Regions from separate parts of the Homo sapiens genome. Here region 2 is linked to region 1. A link is an interaction called in ENCODE POLR2A ChIA-PET data of the cell type or tissue named here. Cell type or tissue: Caco-2. All regions are shown on one strand. Links, peaks and the distances in the headings refer to the core of each region. The heading gives the core; the rest is flanking DNA. Region 1 has its middle 28 kb from the start of CFAP20. Region 2 overlaps MMP15 (matrix metallopeptidase 15).

Region 1 (8,937 bases), core at 307-8,306:
CAGAAAAGAGCTCACCCCTGCCCCACTCCCCCAAAGCTGGAGGAAAAGGCTGAGCCGGGGGCCGCCAAGGCCATGAGTCAGCCTCCCCTGAAAAGCCAGGCAGGGGGCCCATGTCCTCCTCCATGGGTGGGGAGGGTCTCCCTGGGGAAGAGCAAAGCCACCCAGGCCAGGAGCCATGTGGAATTCATCTCTCCCAAGCCTATGGAAGGGTCTAGAGTGATGCTGACAGCAGCCGACTGGACTGCACCGGCCCCTGGAAAAGGGGATTTCCTTACAAAGGCCAAGCTTGGTGCCCCCTTGGGGGCTACCTACCCCCTTCTCTCAGACTACTTGGCATGGCCCCCTCCATCCTGCCACCCCCATCCCCCGGCAGCCCTCACAGTGCCCAAAGGGCCCTTCTGAGCCAAGAACAGGGCTTCAGAGAACAGCAAGGCAGCCCCTTCCCGGTGCAGATGGGGAAATCGCCACAGGGGGCAGCACTGAGCGGCCAGGGGCTGCACGGCCAGCTAGTGGAAGGGCTGGAGATGGGGCCCAGCTGGGCCTGGCCCTTGGCTCTGCCCTGAAGACAACTCACTCAGGTGCATCCGCCCCCTGTGCTGCCGGGTTGGACCCTCTGGCACAAGCAGGCTCTGACCCCAGAGTGGGGACACCATTCATTGCCCCGTTTCACCCGATCTCTCACCAGCCCCCACCCACCCGTTGCTCCAGCCACAGGAACTTCTTGCAGTTCCCTCAAACTGGCCAGGCTGTCTCCAGCCTCTCCAGGTCCAGGCCTTTTTGTTTCTTTTTTCTTTCTTTTCTTTTCTTTTTTTTTTTTTTTTTTTTTTTTTTTTTTTTTTTTTTGAGACAGGGTCTTGCTCTGTCACCAAGGCTGGAGTGCAGTGGCGTGATCACTGCTTATGCAGCCTTGACCTCCCAGGCTCCAGTGATCTTCCCGCCTCAGCCTCCCAAATAGCTGGGACTACAGGCATGCCACCACATCCAGCTAATTATTTTATTTTTTGTAGAGATGGGGTTTCACCATGTTGCCCAGGCTGGTCTCGAACTCCTGAGCTAAAGTGATCCACCTGCCTTGGCCTCCCAAAGTGTTGGGATTAAAGGCACGAGCTACAGCACCCGGCCCCTCCAGGCCTTTGTCCATGGTGTTTCTTTTGCCTAGAAATGTGTTTCACCTCCTTTCCCTGGTCAGCTTGTACCCATCCCTCAGCTTTCAGTGCAGACAGTAGACATGGCTTCCTCCGAGAAGCGCTCCCTCTTTCCTCTCACCTGCCCCCATGAAGGTGGGGTTACAAGCCCCTCTCTGGACTCCCACTCAACAGGAAAGCTACTCTGCAGTGCCCATGGCTCAGCCCCAGATCCTAGCAGCACAGCCAGTACACAGCAGTGGCTCACTGTTTGCTCACTGAGGGGACCAGTGAACAACAAGGAATGGACACTCACGGTGGGGGGGCTCCAGGATGAGAGCAGGTGCAACTCCCTCCTCTCCCACTCCCTCCTCTGGCCACTCCAGGTGCTGGGGAGCTGGAAGGGAGACTGAGAGGGGCAGGAGCTGCCACTCTCGCCCTGTGTGTGGCCTCCCCTTGGACAGGCCTACTCCACCCTCTGCTCGTCAGACTCTTTCTCACTTCTGCTCCAGAGCCCCCGCGGCTCTCCTCTTCTTCATCTCTGTTTTCCTCTTCAAATTCCAGAGAGAGGAATCCAACAGCCGTGGCCTGGCACTGGCCAGCCCAGGAGATCATCATGCAATCGTCTTCAGCCAGCAGCCCAGGGCAGGTCCACACCCCAGGGTGATTCACTCAGAAATCCACTCATTCTTTCATCCCTGTGCCAGGCACTGTCCTGGGGGCAGGGGATCCAGCAGGGAAGAAACAGATGCGGCCCTGCCCTCCCGGGGCAGACAGTCCATGGAGACTCTTCTCTCCTCCCCACGTTTCTAGGAGCCTCAGTCTTCCCACCTGGTGAAGATTTCTTCATTTCTCCTCTCCTCGCCATAAAACCCTTCTATGCAGCTGAGACACAGTTGGGGGCCCAAGAAGGAGGCCAACCACAAGGACCACATGAGGACCCTAAGACAATGACAACTACAGTTACCATGACAACACTCACTGTGGACTGACTCCTGCCTCAAGGCTGTTCCATCTGCTATCAGTGAATCCCCGCCATGCCCTAGGAAGGTGCACGTGGCTGTTATTCCCATTTCTGTGAAACAGGAAAGCACAGTGAGGTTCATGTCACATCCTCAGGTCTCAGAGCTCAGGTTGGTAAGCACTGGAGCCAGGTTTATTCCAAGTCATCACGCCCTGAAGGGAAGGGCTGAGCCACTGAGCCACTTGGTTTTTCCCACTCAGAAGGGCACATCCATTGGTTCATTGCCCTGCAATGATCCTGCGCCATCAGAGGTGTAAGGCCTCCACTAAGCCTGCCTTCTGGATGGAAGAAGGTGTTGGGCAGGGCCTGCCTGGAAGAGGGGGACAATCACCACCCTTGCCTAGCCAGCCCCTTACGAGGAGAGACACTACCCTCCCCCAGCAGCCCAGCCTCAGTCTCAGGGACCTCTTTTCCTTCTCCACTGTTGCCAGTGGCACAGGGGCCAGTGCGGGGAGCTGTGCCCACTTTACCATCCCATGCTCAGGACACCAGATCTATTTCCGACATTTCACACCTCTGGCCTCTGGCCTCCCTGGCCCGTCTCTATCCTCTGCAGCCCCCATTGCAGCCAGGGTGGCCTCCTGCTCCCCAGCAACCCCTGTGGCCATGTGGGCTGCCCTCGTCAGGCTCACCCCACTGCTGGGCCCGACAAGGCCATCCATGTGTCCCAGTTGGAAGCTAGTGATCAACTCAAAATAACTACTCCCCTCCACTCTGACACAACTGTCTTCCCCAGAAGGACAACAGCTGCAAGGGATTAGAGCTGGGGATGGAAGGAGAGAACCCCCCACCCACAGCCCCAAGCCCACGGAGCTGGAGCAGGTGGCAGCGACGTGGGGTGAGGAGCCTGTGTCTAGGGCTGCCCTGTCTTCTGGAAAAAGTTCCTCTCCCCCTGGAGCTGGAGAAGGTGAAAGAGGGGATCTGGAGGGTGCAGCCTCCCCTACCCTAGCACCCCAGCCTGGCCCACGTGTGGCTGGAACCCGCCTGCCTCCAAGCCTGGGGCTGCAGCCTGGAAATCGATGGGAGGGAACCACGTGCTCCTGCTTACCCAAAAGCTGGCTGTCCCGAGCCTGGGCCTCTTGATTCGCTCCACTTGGTTCTCCTTCCCCCCACAGCCTGGTGCCACACCTCCTAGTCCTTCCTCCACAAAGCCTTCCTCCACACCACCACCCAAAGTCCAGAATCACACAGTTCACCCACCCCCACACTCTCTCTAACTGTATTTCTAGAGGGGAACACTTCCCTGGGTGAGGATGACACCCCTGTCCCTTTCCTGGGAAAGCTTGATCACTTTCTCCCTCCGGGTCACAAGGGTTTTCAGGGCCACATTTTCAGGCCACCTCCCGAGCACATATGAAGAGAGGTGGCATCAAAACAGACCTCCACCTGGCAGGTAGTCCTTGACCTTCCTGCCTTTACTGAGCCTTTTTCCTCCCCCTCATCCTTCTAGCTTTAAGAAAACATCGGCTGGGCGACGTGTCTCCTGCCTATAATCAAAGCCCTTTAGGAGGGTGAGGTGGGAGGGTTGCTTGAGGCCAGGAGTTCAAGACAAACCTGGTCAACAGAGCAAGACCTCATCTCTACAAAAAAAAATTTAAAAAACTTGGCCGAGTATGGTGGTGCATGCCTGTAGTCCCAGCTACTCAGGAAGTTGAGGTGGGAGGATCGCTTGAGCCTAGGAGGTTGAGGCTGCAGTGAGCTGTGATCGTGCCACTGCACTCTAGCCTGGGTGACAGAGCAAGACCCTGTCTCTAAAAAAGGAAAACTTCACATTATATGCACTTTTGGTAAACCTCATATCCTTTTAGGAACTGAAATGAGATACACATTAATAAATGAATAAATATTACCTGCTTTCTCCAGACTGTCCTTTAATGCATCTTTTCCTCTCCTTGCTCAAGGACACTTGGGGTCTGAGGAGAAGGGGCAGGTACTGAGACGAGGGGACTGGGTGCTCCTCTAGGACCTGAGCCACTCAGGTTTTTGTAATCAGCTGCTCTCTGAGGAAGCACCTGAAACTTCATGGCTTGAAACCACCACCATCGTATTTGCTCCCAATTCTTCCCTTTTTTTTGAAACAGAGTTTCACTCTTGTTGCCCAGGCTGGAGTGCAGTGGCACAATCTCGGCTCACTGCAATCTCCGCCTCCGAGATTCAAGCAATTGTCCTGTCTCAGCCTCCCAAGTAGCTGGGATTACAGGCGCATGCCACCATGCCCAGCTAATTTTTGTATTTTTAGTAGAGACAGGGTTTCATCATGTTGGCGCTGGTCTCAATCTCCTGACCTCAGGTGATCTGCCCACCTCGGCCTCCCCAAAGTGCTGGGATTACAGGTGTGAGCCACAACACCTGGCCTTGTTTTTTTTTTTTTTTTTGTTGTTGTTGTTGTTTTATTTTTTTGAGACGGAGTCTCACTCTGTCACCCAGGCTGGAGTGCAGTGGTGCAATCTCGGCTCACTGTAAACCTCTGCCACCCAGGTTCAAGTGATTCTCCTGCCTCAGCCTCCTGAGTAGCTGGGATTACAGACGTGCACCACCACGCCCAGCTAATTTTTGTATATATATATTTATTAATAGTGATGAAGTTTTATCATGTTGGCCAGGCTGGTCTCAAACTCCTGATCTCAAGTGATCCACCCGCCTCGGCCTCCCAAAGTGCTGGGATTACAGTCGTGAGCCACCATGCCCAGTTCCCTTTTGGCTGAACTCTCTGGGCAGTCCTTCTGCTGGGCTGGCTGATGACCACCCGTGTACCTGTGTTCACAGATAGCTGAAGCCGGGCCTCCCTCTTCTTCTCCACATGCCTCTCCCTGTGGTCTCCTGACATGATCTCTAGGGTAAGTCTAAGGTAGCCAGACTTCTTTTTTTGTTTGTTTGTTTGTTTGTTTGTTTTAGACACAGGGTCTTACTCTGTCGTTTAGACTGGGGTGCAGTGACACGATCACAGCTCTCTGCAGCTTCAACTTCCTAGGCTCAAGTGATCCTCCCACCTCAGCCTCCAAAGTAGTTGGGTCTACAGGTGCATGCCACCACACCTGGGTAACTTTTTTTTTTTTTTTTTTTGAGACAGAGTCTTGCTCTGTCGCCCAGGCTGGAATGCAGTGGCACAATCTCGGCTCACTGCAAGCTCTGCCTCCCAGGTTCATGCCATTCTCCTGCCTCAGCCTCTCGAGTAGCTGGGGCTACAGGCGCCCGCCACCATGCCCAGCTAATTTTTTGTATTTTTAGTAAAGACGAGGTTTCACCATATTAGCCAGCATGGTCTCGATCTCCTGACCTCGTGATCAGCCCGCATCGGCTTCCCAAAGTGCTGGGATTACAGGTGTGAGCCACCGCGCCCGGCCGTTTTTTTTTTTGTTTGTTTTTTTTTTTTGAGACAGAGTCTCATTCTGTCACCCAGGCTGGAGTACAGTGGAGCGATCTCAGCTCACTGCAACCTCTGCCTCCTGTGTTTAAGCGATTCTCATGCCTCAGCTTCCCAAGTAGCTGGGCTTACAGGAGGACACCACCACACCCGGCTAATTTTTGTAAAAAAAATAATAATTTTAAAAATTATTTGTAGAGACAGGGGTCTCCCTATGTTGCCCAGTATGGTGTCAAACTCCTGGGCTCAAGTGATCCTCCGGCCTTGGCCTCCCACAGTGCTAGGATTACAGGTGTGAGCCACCATGCCCGGCCTATGCTAGCCAGACTTCTGATGTGGCTGCTCAGGGCTTCTGAGAACACAAAAGCAGGAGCTGCTAGGCCTCCTGATGGCTTAGGCTGGGACCTGGCACGGAATGTCACTTCTGCCACGTTCTGTAGTTAAGCATGTCATGGGGCCAGCCCAAGCTCAAGGGGAAATACATGAGGCGAGACAAGAATACTAAGAGGCCGCATTCATTGGGGGTCAACAAATTGACAGACTATAGTGACATACACAGAACTGAGCGGTGCATGAAAAATTCTAACAATGGTAATTTGGGGTCGTGGGAATGAGGGTACTTTGTGCTTTCCTATTTTTACATTTGAAAAAAGACAGGAAATAAAGGGGAGGCTGAAACAAGGCATCCAGCTCAGCGTCTGAGCAGAGCTGTCTCAGGCAGCTGTCACTGCAGGCCCCCTCGGTCCCCGGGGAGTTAGGGCCTCCTGAGGCCCCAACGTGGGAGAGGGCAGGGGAGCTGTCCCTGACTGTCAGGGCCTATCAGTGTGGCAAAAGGGCTCTTGTGCTGGGCCTGTCATTCACAACAGGCCTGATATGAGACATCGTGTCTGAGTGAGGTTACTCAGTGGCCAAGGCATCCTGTCAAAGCCAAAGAAGGTAATGTGCGTCACTCGTCACATAGGTCTCAACTCGGGCCCCATTCCTGAGGCTCAATGCCTATAATGCACCTTAAGTGTTATCTATTTATTTATTTATTTATTTTTGAGATAGAGTCTCACTCTGTCGCCCAGGCTGGAGTGCAGTGGCGCGATCTTGGCTCACTGCAACCTCCACCTCCCAGATTCAAGCGATTCTCCTGCCTCAGCCTTCCAAGTAGCTGGGATTACAGGCATGCGCCACCACACCTGGCTAATTTTTATATTTTTAGTAGAGATGAGGTTTTGCCATGTTGGCCAGGCTGGTTTTGAACTCCTGACTTCAGGTGATCCACCTGCCTCAGCCTCCCAAAGTGCTGGGATAACAGGTGTGAGCTACCGCTCCTCGCCTGTTTTGATTTTTTTAGAGATGAGGTCTCACTCTATGACCCAGGCTAGAGTGCCGTGGCACAATCAGAGCTCACTGCAGCCTCAAACTCCTGGGCTCAAGTGATCCTCCCATCTCAGCCTCCTGAGTAGCTGGGACCACAGGCATGTGCCACCATGCCTGGCTCTCTTGTTTTTCAATGAATCTTCTAATCTCTTCCTTCTAGAGTGGTCCATGGACCAGCAGTGTGGGTATGACCCATGAGCTCATTAGAAATGCAGAATCTAGGGTCTCATCCCAGACCTGCTGAGTCAGAATTTGTATTTTAAGGCCAGGCCTGGTGGTGCACATCTGTAATCCCAACACTTTGGGAGGCCGAGGAGGGTGGATTGCTTGAGGCCAGTAGTTCGAGACCAGCCTGGGTAATATGGTGAAACCTGTCTCTATTAAAAATACAAAAAATTAGCCAGTCATGGTGGCAGGCACCTGTAATCCCAGCTACTCAGGAGGCTGAGGCAGGAGAATTGCTTGAACCTGGGAGGCAGAGGTTGCAGTGAGCCAAGATCATGCCATTGCACTACAGCCTGGGCAACAGGGTGAGACGCCATCTCAAAAAAAAAATAAGAATTTGCATTTTAATAACATCCCTAGGTGATTCCTGTGCACATTAATGTTTGAGAAGCCTGCTCAAATCATCTTATTAAGGTCACCATTATACTACATTGCATTTTTTTTGGTGGTAGTGATAACATCTCATTTTATTCAACGCAAGCATTTAAAACAGCATTGTCCAGTAGAAATTGCCTTTACCTGCACTGCCCAATGTGGAGGTCGCCAGCCATGTGTAGCTACAGAACACTTGAAATGTGTCTAGTATGATAGAACTGAATCTTAAATTTTATTTAAAGTTAATTAATAAAATCTTAATTTAAGGCTGGGCGCAGTGGCTCACGCCTGTAATCCCAGCACTTTGAGAGGCCAAGGTGGGAGGATCACCTGAGGTCAGGAGTTCGAGACCAGCCTGGCCAACATCGTGAAACCACGTCTCCATTAAAAATACAAAAATTAGCTGGGTATGGTGGCGGGCGCCTGTAAACCCACTTACTCAGGAGGCTGAGGCAGGAGAATCGCTTGAGCCCAGGAGGCAGAGGTTGCCATGAGCCGAGATCATGCCCCTGCACTCCAGCCTGGGTGACAGAGCGAGACTGCATCTCCAATAAATAAATAAATGAAAATAAATTTTAAGTAGCCACACAGCTAATGGCTACCATATTAGATGGCATGAATTAAAAATCTACTTTGTGTTTTGGCCGGGCGTGGTGGCTCATGCCTGTAATCCCAGCACTTTGGGAGGCCAAGGCAGGCAGATCACAAGATCAAGAGATCAAGACCATCCTGACCAACATGGTGAAACCCTGTCTCTACTAAAAATGCAAAAAATTACCTGGGCGTGGTGGCGAGTGCCTGTAGTCCCAGCTACTTGGGAGGCTGAGGCAGGAGAATCACTTGAACCCAGGAGGTGGAGGTTGCAGTGAGCCGAGATGGCACCACTGCACTCCAGCCTGGGTGACAAGAGCGAGATTCTGTCTCAAAAAAAAAAAAAAATCTACTTTGTGTTTTAATGGCTCATAAACCGCTTGGGTGCGGTGGCTCATGCCTGTAACCCCAACATTTTGGGAGGCTGAGGCAGGCAGATCACGAGGTCAGGAGTTCGAGACCAGCCTCGCCAACATGGTGAAACCTCATCTCTACTAAAGATACAAAAAATTAGAGGTGTGGTGCGCGCCTCTAATCCCAGCTACTCAGGAGCCTGAGGCAGGAGAATCACTTGAACCCGGGAGGCGAAGGTTGCAGTGAGCTGAGATCACGCCATTGCACTGCAGCCTGGGCGACAGGGTGAGACTCTTGTCTCAAAAAAAGAAAGAAAGAAAGAAAACAAAGAAAGAAAGGAGGAAAGGAAGAAAAGAAGAAAGGAAGAAAGGAAGAAAATTGCCAGCAGCCTGGCCCCTCCTCTGTCTGCAGGGGGATTTGCATGGCCCGTGTACTCCTTGTTACAGTTTTACAGACAAGGCAGGAAAGATTGTGTCACTGAATGCCATGAAGCCTCAGGAAGCTCCACCTCC
Region 2 (8,761 bases), core at 1-8,000, 52 kb before region 1:
GCTGCTGCTGCTCTGCGTCCTGGGCCTCACCTACGCGCTGGTGCAGATGCAGCGCAAGGGTGCGCCACGTGTCCTGCTTTACTGCAAGCGCTCGCTGCAGGAGTGGGTCTGACCACCCAGCGCTCCTGCTAACGGTGCTCAGGGGGCGCCTGTGGTTCTGAGATGGCTCCCAGGGGCTCCCTCCGCCCCCAGGTAGGGGCCCCTCTCAGCCCTCACACACCCTGTCTGCCCCGCCCTCATTATTTATGTCCAGGTGTTTGTTTTGTTTTGTTTTTGGCACCTTACTTGACCATTTGTTTCTGTTTCCCCGACTGGGGCAGGGTGTTTAGAATTTTCTAAATGTAGTTCTGCTCCAGACAGGGAATTAGGCCCCCATCATCCTCTGGCTTGGCCACAGCCAGGGGAGCAGAGGGGCAGAGGCCCACATTGGAAGAGCAGCACCTCCTCAGCCTGAACCCCAGGGCTGTAACTGCCAGGCTCTCTTTGCCCAGTTGGAGACTGTCTGGCCCCCCTGGTCCCCTCCTTCCCAAGTGAGTCTCTCTGGGCCTTAGGAAGAGCCTTCCACCCAGGGGCAGCCCCAGGCCAAAGGGGACCTGGAAGGGAGGTGGGCCGTGGCCCTTGAGTCCCCATTGAGGCTTGGTTCCTTCCCAATCCAGTGGACTTCGCAGTCCACTTCTGACAGCCTCAGTGACCCTGGCTCCTTGTGCCAGAGAACCCAGCCCACCCCCGGCAGCAGCCCCCAGCTCCCACCTCCCCTTGGGCCCACACCTCCTTCCCTCTCTGGAGAAAGGGCCCTGGGCCTGCCTCACCACGGACCAAAGGGAGTCTGCCAGGGCCCCTCTCCCCAGGGAAGCAGCAGCCTCGCCCCTGGCAGAGATGCCTCCCTGAGCTAGAACCCTCTGTTCCTTCCCTGTGCCTCCTCCCTCCCTCTCCGACTCACACCACTAGCCTCAGGGGTCTGAGCTCCAGCTCCTTTGGGCTTCAGCTGCCAGTGTCCTGAGCCCCAGGGAGAGGGGGCTGGTGGGTGCCTAGGCCTGGGCAGTGGATGGCCGTGAATGGGTGCCCACAGTGTCAGGCACTGGGCATGAGGGGTTCCTCCCCTCCAGCTCCCTGTGCCCCCAGGGTCCTGGGAGGAGAGACACTGGTGGGGATAGGCCAGCCGCGCATCAGACTGTGAACCCCACGAAGGAGCCCATTGTGGCCTAAGAGGCTGCCCTCCTGTGCTCAGCCCTGAGGACAGATGCCTCCTTCCTCTTTTCCTTCCCAAAGCAAGCAAGAGGCCGTGGCTGCTGTGGGAAATGGTACTGTACAGCTGGCTCTACTTCCCCATGGCCCTGAGCGAGTGGAGTCTGCCACCCAGGATCCCCAAGGCACTTGAGGGGGAAGGATTCTGCTGGCCTCTGCGAGTGGTTTCTTGTGCACTGGCACCAAGTGCGGGTCCGGCAGCTTCTGCCCCCTGCAGAACCGGAGAGCCAGCTAAGGGGTGGGGCTGCGGGGGTTCCGTGTCCACCCCCATACATTTATTTCTGTAAATAATGTGCACTGAATAAATTGTACAGCCGGCAAATGTGTCCTTGTTTGTAAGGCCTTGGGCTGGAACCTCCAGCTGGAAGGGCGTGCAGGTGGTGGGGGTCCAGCCCATGCTAGGGTTAGGGGGCTTGACCTCAATGCCAAGGAGACCTTGTTCCAATTCCATGGGGGCTCCTTCCCGATGGCCCTTGGAAACTATGCCCTGGGAGGGGCAGAGCTTAGGGCTGCCCTCAAGAGTCCAGAAGAGGGAGAGGCAGGGCACCTGGGGTCACCCTGCCGGGGTGGGGCAGGGAGGGAGCATGGAGTTAGTTTGCCGTTTGTTCCTGCTGAGAAAAGACAACTGAGTTTGCCACAAGCCCTCCCCGTCTAGGAGTGGAGGAAGAGCCAGGCCAGTCCTCCCAGGCTGGGTTCTGAGCACTGACGGGAGCCCAGAGCCAGGCACAGAGAGAGATGGGAAATGGTGGCACTTTGATTCCAAAAGTTCCCTTCCCCACACATGCTGCTCAGAGTGGCAGGCACCCAAGACCTGCCCTTTCATCTTTGAGAAGCAGAAAATCCCACCCAGGCCTGTGCAGGGTGCAAGTGATACCCCAGGAGGGCAGGAGACTGAGGTGTCACCGTCCCTTGAGTCTGAGCATGGCTGTGGACCCGGGAGGTCCTCCTTAGCCCCCACATCCATGCTCTTGGCCAAGCCTCTTAGGTACTAGCCTGGGCCCTCAGGAAAGTGATGATTTGCTGCAGTAGGGGTCGCACCCCCACCACGGAGCAGGCCAGGCCTCTGCAAGTCCTCAGGCAGGGTCGTTCCGCCTGTTCCAGGCCCAGCTCCCACTCCCACAACCAGTCCCATCCCGTCCCGCCCCTTCCTCTCTTTGTGTTGAAACTGGCTGGGGAGAGTAGGAAGTGCTGGCCCTTGGAAACCTCGAAGGCCTCTCAGGCTCATCTAGGAAACAGCCGGTGAGCTCCCCCACCACAGGGGCCTTGGTGGCAGCAGGGGGGATTCCAAGCAGCCGCCATCTTGTCAGCTTCCCTGTGGCAGAAGCCACGGGGTCCCTCCCAGGTCTGCCTCCTACCTGAGTCCCTAGGGCCCCCCAAAAGCCCAGAGGTCACCGGGCAGGTGGAGGGCAGTGTCGGGGCCCAGGGATGAGAGGAGAGTTTGAAAGGCCTTGAGTCAAGCCCTTCCTCAGAGCCAAGGCCAGGGGAGAGAGTTGGCAGAGGCCTCACCTCCTCAGGAAACTGCCTAAAGAGGCTTCCTCCCCCAAGCTTGCTGCTAAAATCTCAGAGGCCCAGTGGCTGAAGGCACGGCCCATCCGAGAGCCCTATCTATCTATCCTTGCGGGGGGGCTTTGCATGAGGAGGGGTGGGTGGGGCAGCTAGGCCCTGACTCCCCCACGTCCAGAGAGCCCAGATCCCAGGCCTGCCTGAGGCCTAACCCCCGTCCCTTCTCCCCGGGATTAAACAGGAGCCTGCACCTTTAAATCGTTTTTTTGTTTGTTTGTCTTTTAATGTGACTGTAACCTAAACTCACCTTGGGCCCCTCACAGCCCCCATTCCCTCAGCATCCTTTTTTCCTTTACATTTTTACTAATTCCCAGCTGCAAAAACTAAGACATTAAAGATAAGCAAAAAGAAGAAAAGTCTCAGTTGCCATAATCTCTCAGCCTGTGTTGACAATTTGACATGTTTCCTTATAACTTTATTTTCCTGCATTTGCAAGGCTTGGAGTTTTAGAGTCTAAAACATCCAGTGCCTGAGCCCTGGTGCTGCAGCCTGTGGGAGGTGGACAGAGGATGCTGGGTGGCTGCAAGGTGTTGGCAACCTTGCAGGCAAGGGCCTGGCACCGGGCACGTGCTCAATGTGTGATCGTGACCCCAAGGCTGACAAGCTCCCCATCTACATTTTACTCAGGAGAGCAGAGGCTCAGGTGAAGTGACTTGGCCAAGGTCACACAGCTAGGAAATGGCCATGCCAGGATTAGGACCCAGCTGGACCAACTTGCACCACAGTCCAGCTCTACCCGACCCTGGTGCTGCCGGAGCATCGGGACAGGGGCAAGGTGGCCCCTGCCCATCAGCCTTCCTCCCCGCACATTCTATGCATCGAAGACCCCAGGGCCACCAACAGAGCCTTCTTTCAGGCCGGGGCAGGGGCTGAATTGGCTGCTTTCTCCCCCTTCAACTTGGCAGAAAAGCCTTTTTGTTGTGGCTCACACAGAGGCCATTCTCCTCCAGCTCACGGGAAGGAATGCCGGCTTCCTGCGCATCCACAGTGCCCAGGCCACAGTGGGGTCCTGCGTGTAGGTCCCAGAGGAGCCCCTCCACACCCTCCAGCCCTGCCTCTGGGGACTTCAGCTCCCAGACTTTCTTCCTTACCCTTGACAATTTGAGGAACCACACAGGGAGGTAGGGGACAGCCCCCCTCGGCTACCTCGGTAAATGCCGGGGATTTTAAGCCTCACAGCACTTTCAAGACGCAGCAGTTCCACCCTCAGCTGACTTCTCAAGTGGCCTCATGACCCACAAAGTGCTGGCAGAGGCCCCTGCCAGGCTTCTCGCCCTGTCTCAAATGTCCCCTGCACTTGCCTGCCTCTATGCCTTTCCTTACACTGTTCCCTCCCCTGGAAAACTTTTCCCTGTACATCTCATCCTGTGCAAATGGCATAGACCCTTCAAGACCCAGTGTGTGGCTTCCGCCTCCCAGCTTCCTGCCTGCCTTCCTCAAGGTTGTTGTTTCCTTCTGCCTCTGGCTCCACAGCACATGGATCTCCTCAGCTCTAGCCCAGCCTGCCCCTTGTTCCAGGCACCCAGACACTGACCATGGCTCCATCACTCAGGGTGGGGGTGCGTCCTTGGGCAAGTACCTCCACCTCACTAAGCTGATTCCCCATCCGTACAATGGGCACGCAGGCATGCCTATTCCATCATGTGGCTTGGTGGAGCTGATGCTTAGGAACACGTAGAACAGCTCCTGGCTTGTGAAAGGCTCTCGATGGTTCATTACCAATATCCTTACTCTAAGTGCAGGTACCTGGTAGGCACTGGGGTGGTGTCTGTTTCCTGCCTGTGGGATGGGGTCACAGGTCGGCCAGCCTGAGGACAGGTGCCTGGGAAGAGGGACATTCCTGTCCCACCCGCTTCCCTCCCAGCTGCCGAGGCCTCACCCCACTGGGCCCTGGGGACAGGGCTGCCCTGCCCCAGCTCCTCCCTCACCGAAACACTTGCCCTTCTTCCCAGACTCTGGGTCCAAGCCCCAAGCTCAGGTTTCCTCTCCAAGCACCTCTGACACCTCCCACCCCCAACGTCTTTCACCCACTCCAGTCTTCGCCAGAAATAGCCTTGCAACTCCCCTCCACTGACAGTCAAGCTCAGAGGCCTCTCTTGGACAAATAATATTACTCCCCTCTTGACACGGGTCACAGCATGATTTCTTAATGGGATCAACTGGATTCCATTTAAAACTGTTCAGAAACAGGGCAAGGTGGTGCATGCCTGTAGTCCCAGCTACTCAGGAGGTTGAGGCAGGAATTCGAGGCTACAGTGAACTATGACCATGCCATTGCACTCCAGCTTGAGTGACAGAGCAAGACCTCGACTCTTAAAAAAAAAAAAAAAAAAGAGAGATTAAAAAAAACAGAGAGAGAGAAAGGCTGGGCATGGTGGCTCACGCCTGTAATCCCAGCACTTTGGGAGGCCGAGGCAGGTGGATCATCTGAGGTCAGGAGTTCAAGACCAGTCTGGCCAACGTGGTAAAACCCAGTATCTACTAAAAATACAAAAATTAGCCGGGTGTGGTGGTAGGCGCCTGTAATCCCAGCTGCTCAGGAGGCTGAGGCAAGGAGAATTGCTTGAACCTAGGAGGCGGAGGTTGCAGCTAGCCCAGATCTCACCACTGCACTCCAGCCTTCGTGACAGAGCAAGACTGTCTTAAAAAAAAAAAAAAGTCAAACTAAAAATATTTGAAAGAGATTTATTCTGAGCCAAATATGAGTGACCAATGGCCTGTGACACAGCTCTCAGGAGACCCTGAGAACATGTGCCCAAGGTGGTCAGGGCACAGCTTAGTTGTATGCATTTTGGGGAGACATGAAACATCAATCAAATACAGTTAAGATAAACGTCAGTTTGGTCCAGAAAGGCAAGACAGCTCAAAGTGGGGGCTTCCAAGTTATACATAGATTTTAAATTTTACTGCTTGGCAATTTGTTGAAAGAGTTATTATCTATAGAAAGGAATGTCTGGGTTGCAATAAATGGTTGTGGAAACCAAGGTTTCATCATGCAGATGAAGCCTCCAGGTAGCAGGCTTTCCGAGACAGTGGATTGTAAACTTTTTTTTTTTAATCAGACTTGAGATCTATGTTGATGCTAAATGCTGGTTGGCTTTTCCTGAATTCCAAAAGGGAAAAGGGTATAAGGAGGCATGTCCGACCCCCCCACCCTTTCCGTCATGGCCTCTAGCAGTTTTTCAGGTTAACTTTGGAGTGCCTTTGGCCAAAAGGAGGGAGCCCATTCAGATGACTGGGGGGAGGGGGCTTAGAATTTCATTTTTGGTGGAAGAAAGGAAGGAGGAAGAAAGGAAGGGAGGGAGAGAGAGAGGAAAGGAAGGAGGAAGAAAGGAAGGGAGGGAGAGAGAGAGGGATGGAAAGAAGGAAGAAGGGAAAGAAGGAGAAAGGGAGGGAGGAAGGAAAGAAGGAAGGGAGGAAGGGAAGGTGGGAGGGAGGGAGGGAATAAAGAAGGAAGGAAGGCCGGAGGGAGGGAAGGAAGAAGGAAGGAAGGAAGGAAGGAGGGAAGGAATTCCTCTGAGCCAGTGATGCAGCACTATCCTACAACCTGTAGACTCCAGCCCAATCAATGTCTCTTTACAAATGGGGATACTGAGGCCTGGAGAGGGGGTTGATGAGGCCATAGTCACCTACTGTTTGAACTGTGTCTTCTGATCCCCAGGCAGGACTCTCCTCCCACCCTCCCCTATCTTACCCCCCAAGCCCTGACCTCCCCACCCCCATGGAGGACCCCCCCTCATCTGTTCTTCTGCAGAACCAAGGGCAGTGGGTTGTGATTAATTCAGCTTTCCTGATAAAGGGCAGTCCTGTGCTTCCTGGAGCACGAGTTTCCAGCGGCTAGTGAGGAGGAGCTCTGCTTGGCCTCCCCTCCCTCTGCCAGTGGCCCCTGCGTTGTCCTGTAAGAACAACCCCCCCTCCTTCTCAGTGCATGGACTCTGGCAGAGCTGACTGCTCACCCAGTGATGGCTGGATGGGCTTGTGCCCCAGGACCAGCCAGCAGCCCCCGAGTGCCTGGTGCAGGGGTAGGGAGGAAACCCAAGCCTAGCCCATCAGGGCCTCCCTGGGACTTTTCCTGGAGCCCCTGGGAGAGAGAAACCTGTGTCCACTGGGATTGCTGAGCTCCTGGGATGTGAGCCTGGAGCCCTTGACAGGTCATCTTGCCCCCACAGGGAGAGAGCCTGCCCCGGAGTGAAGCCAGTACAGAAGAAAACAGAGCCTTGAAGTGGCACAGAGCTGTGGAAAGGGATCATCTGAGCACCTGGATCCAGCCGTGCCTAAAGGCTCGTGGCCCGACTTTGCAGTTTCATGTACTGATCAACTCACTTTCTGAAGCCAGTGTGAGCTGTCAGGTTCTGGTTTGGTTTAGTTTTTTTGTTTGTTTGTTTGTTTGTTTTTTGTTTGTTTGTTTGAGATGGAGTCTCACTCTATTGCCCAGGCTGGGGTGCAGTGGCACGATCTCGGCTCACTGCAGCCTCCACCTCCCAGGTTCGAGTGATTATCCTGCCTCAGCCTCCCGCGTAGCTGTGACTACAGTCACACGCCACCATGCCCACCCGGCTAATTTTCTTTCTTTCTTTCTTTTTTTTTTTTTTTTGTATTTTTAGTAGAGACAGGGGTTTACCATGTTGGCCAGACTGGTCTTGACCTCCTGACCTCAAGTTATCTGCCTGCCTCAGCCTCCCAAATTGCTGGGATTACAGGTGTGAGCCACCATGCCTGGCCCCAGTTTGGTTTGGTTTTTAAATTTTTGCCTTGACGATGTCCTAGGGTAGCTTGAGTTCCAAATTCAAGCCTCCCTTCAGGCATTTTTATTGGCCACCTAAGACTCCTCAGGAGCTTGCCAAACTCCAGGACCACAAGGCGCCCATCTCTTCATCCGTCAAAAGTATACTGAGAACCAGGGTTCCCTCTGGGGTCTCTGGCACAACCCCACAGTTGCTCTTCGCAAGAGCCCCTGGGGATCAAGTAGACAAAGGGTGGAAGGTAGGGGGTGGGGCGAGGCAGGAGACATCAAGTTAACTGTTACGTGGGCTTTTTTGTTTGTTTGTTTTGAGACGGAGTCTCGCTCTGTCTCGCAGGCTGGAGTGTGGTGGTGTGATCTCCGCTCACTGCAAGCTCCGCCTCCCGGGTTTACGCCATTCTCCTGCCTCAGCCTCTGGGTAGCTGGGACTACAGGCGCCTGCCGCCATCAGGCCAGGCTCATTTTTTTGTATTTTCAGTAGAGACAGGGTTTCACCATGTTAGTCAGGGTGGTCTCGATCTCCTGACCTCGTGATCCGCCCGCCTCGGCCTCCCAAAGTGCCGGGATTACAGGCGTGAGCCACCGCGCCCGGCCACATGGGCTTTTTCAGATTACATAAAGAAATACGTGGTCAGCCACCACAGACAGTGAGGAAGCCACAAAAAAGCCAGAAATGGCCGGGCATGACTCATGCCTGTAATCCCAGCACTAAGGGAGGCTGAGGCGGGAGGAACCCTTGAGCTTAGGTGTTCGAGACCAGCCTGAGCAACACGGCGAAACGCCATCTCTACAAAAAAAAAAAATTTTTAATTAGCTGGGCATGATGGTATGTGTCTGTAGTCCCAGCTACTCAGGAGGCCAAAGTGGGAGAATCACGTGAGTCCAGGAGTTTGAGTTTGTGGTGAGCTGTGATTGCGCCACTGCACTCCAGCCTGGGCAACACAGCAAGACCCCCCGTCTCAAAAAAGAAAAGGCAAAAAAGACCATGAAAAATGCGAGCAATCTCTACTCTCCCACCAAACATCCTTGACACTTTAATGTAAATCCTCCAGGCTTTTCCTTATGAGGATATACTAATGTATATATATATATAGAGAGAGAGACAGAGAGAGAGAGTCTCGCTCTGTCACCCAGGCTGGCATGCAGTGGCACCATCTCGGCTCACTGCAACCTCCGCCTCCTGGGTTCAAGCGATTCTTCTGCCTCAGCCTC

What was found. ChIA-PET counts read pairs that join two places held together with the same protein. Peaks named below come from ENCODE experiments on the same cell type or tissue, not always from the same donor. Only the 100,000 strongest peaks of a DNase experiment are listed, where the experiment ranks them.
Region 2: POLR2A ChIA-PET joins it to region 1 with 6 read pairs; 5 of 35 experiments call an interaction of 5 or more read pairs at or near these places.

What each region holds. Positions count from the first base shown.
Region 1 is chr16:58,096,924-58,105,860 of GRCh38, forward strand. No RefSeq gene overlaps it. Among named protein-coding and RNA genes, the nearest start is that of CFAP20, 28 kb to the right of the region's middle. RefSeq lists enhancers at 1,083-1,583, 1,584-2,084. In Caco-2, for the core only: a CTCF peak has its summit at 475; a DNase peak (open chromatin) is centred at 468.
Region 2 is chr16:58,045,335-58,054,095 of GRCh38, forward strand. It overlaps MMP15 (matrix metallopeptidase 15), which reads left to right. Exons shown (of 10, transcript NM_002428.4): 10 at 1-1,567. The coding sequence ends at 112. Among named protein-coding and RNA genes, the nearest start is that of MMP15, 24 kb to the left of the region's middle. In Caco-2, for the core only: no CTCF peak of the experiment used is centred there; DNase peaks (open chromatin) are centred at 2,377 and 4,667.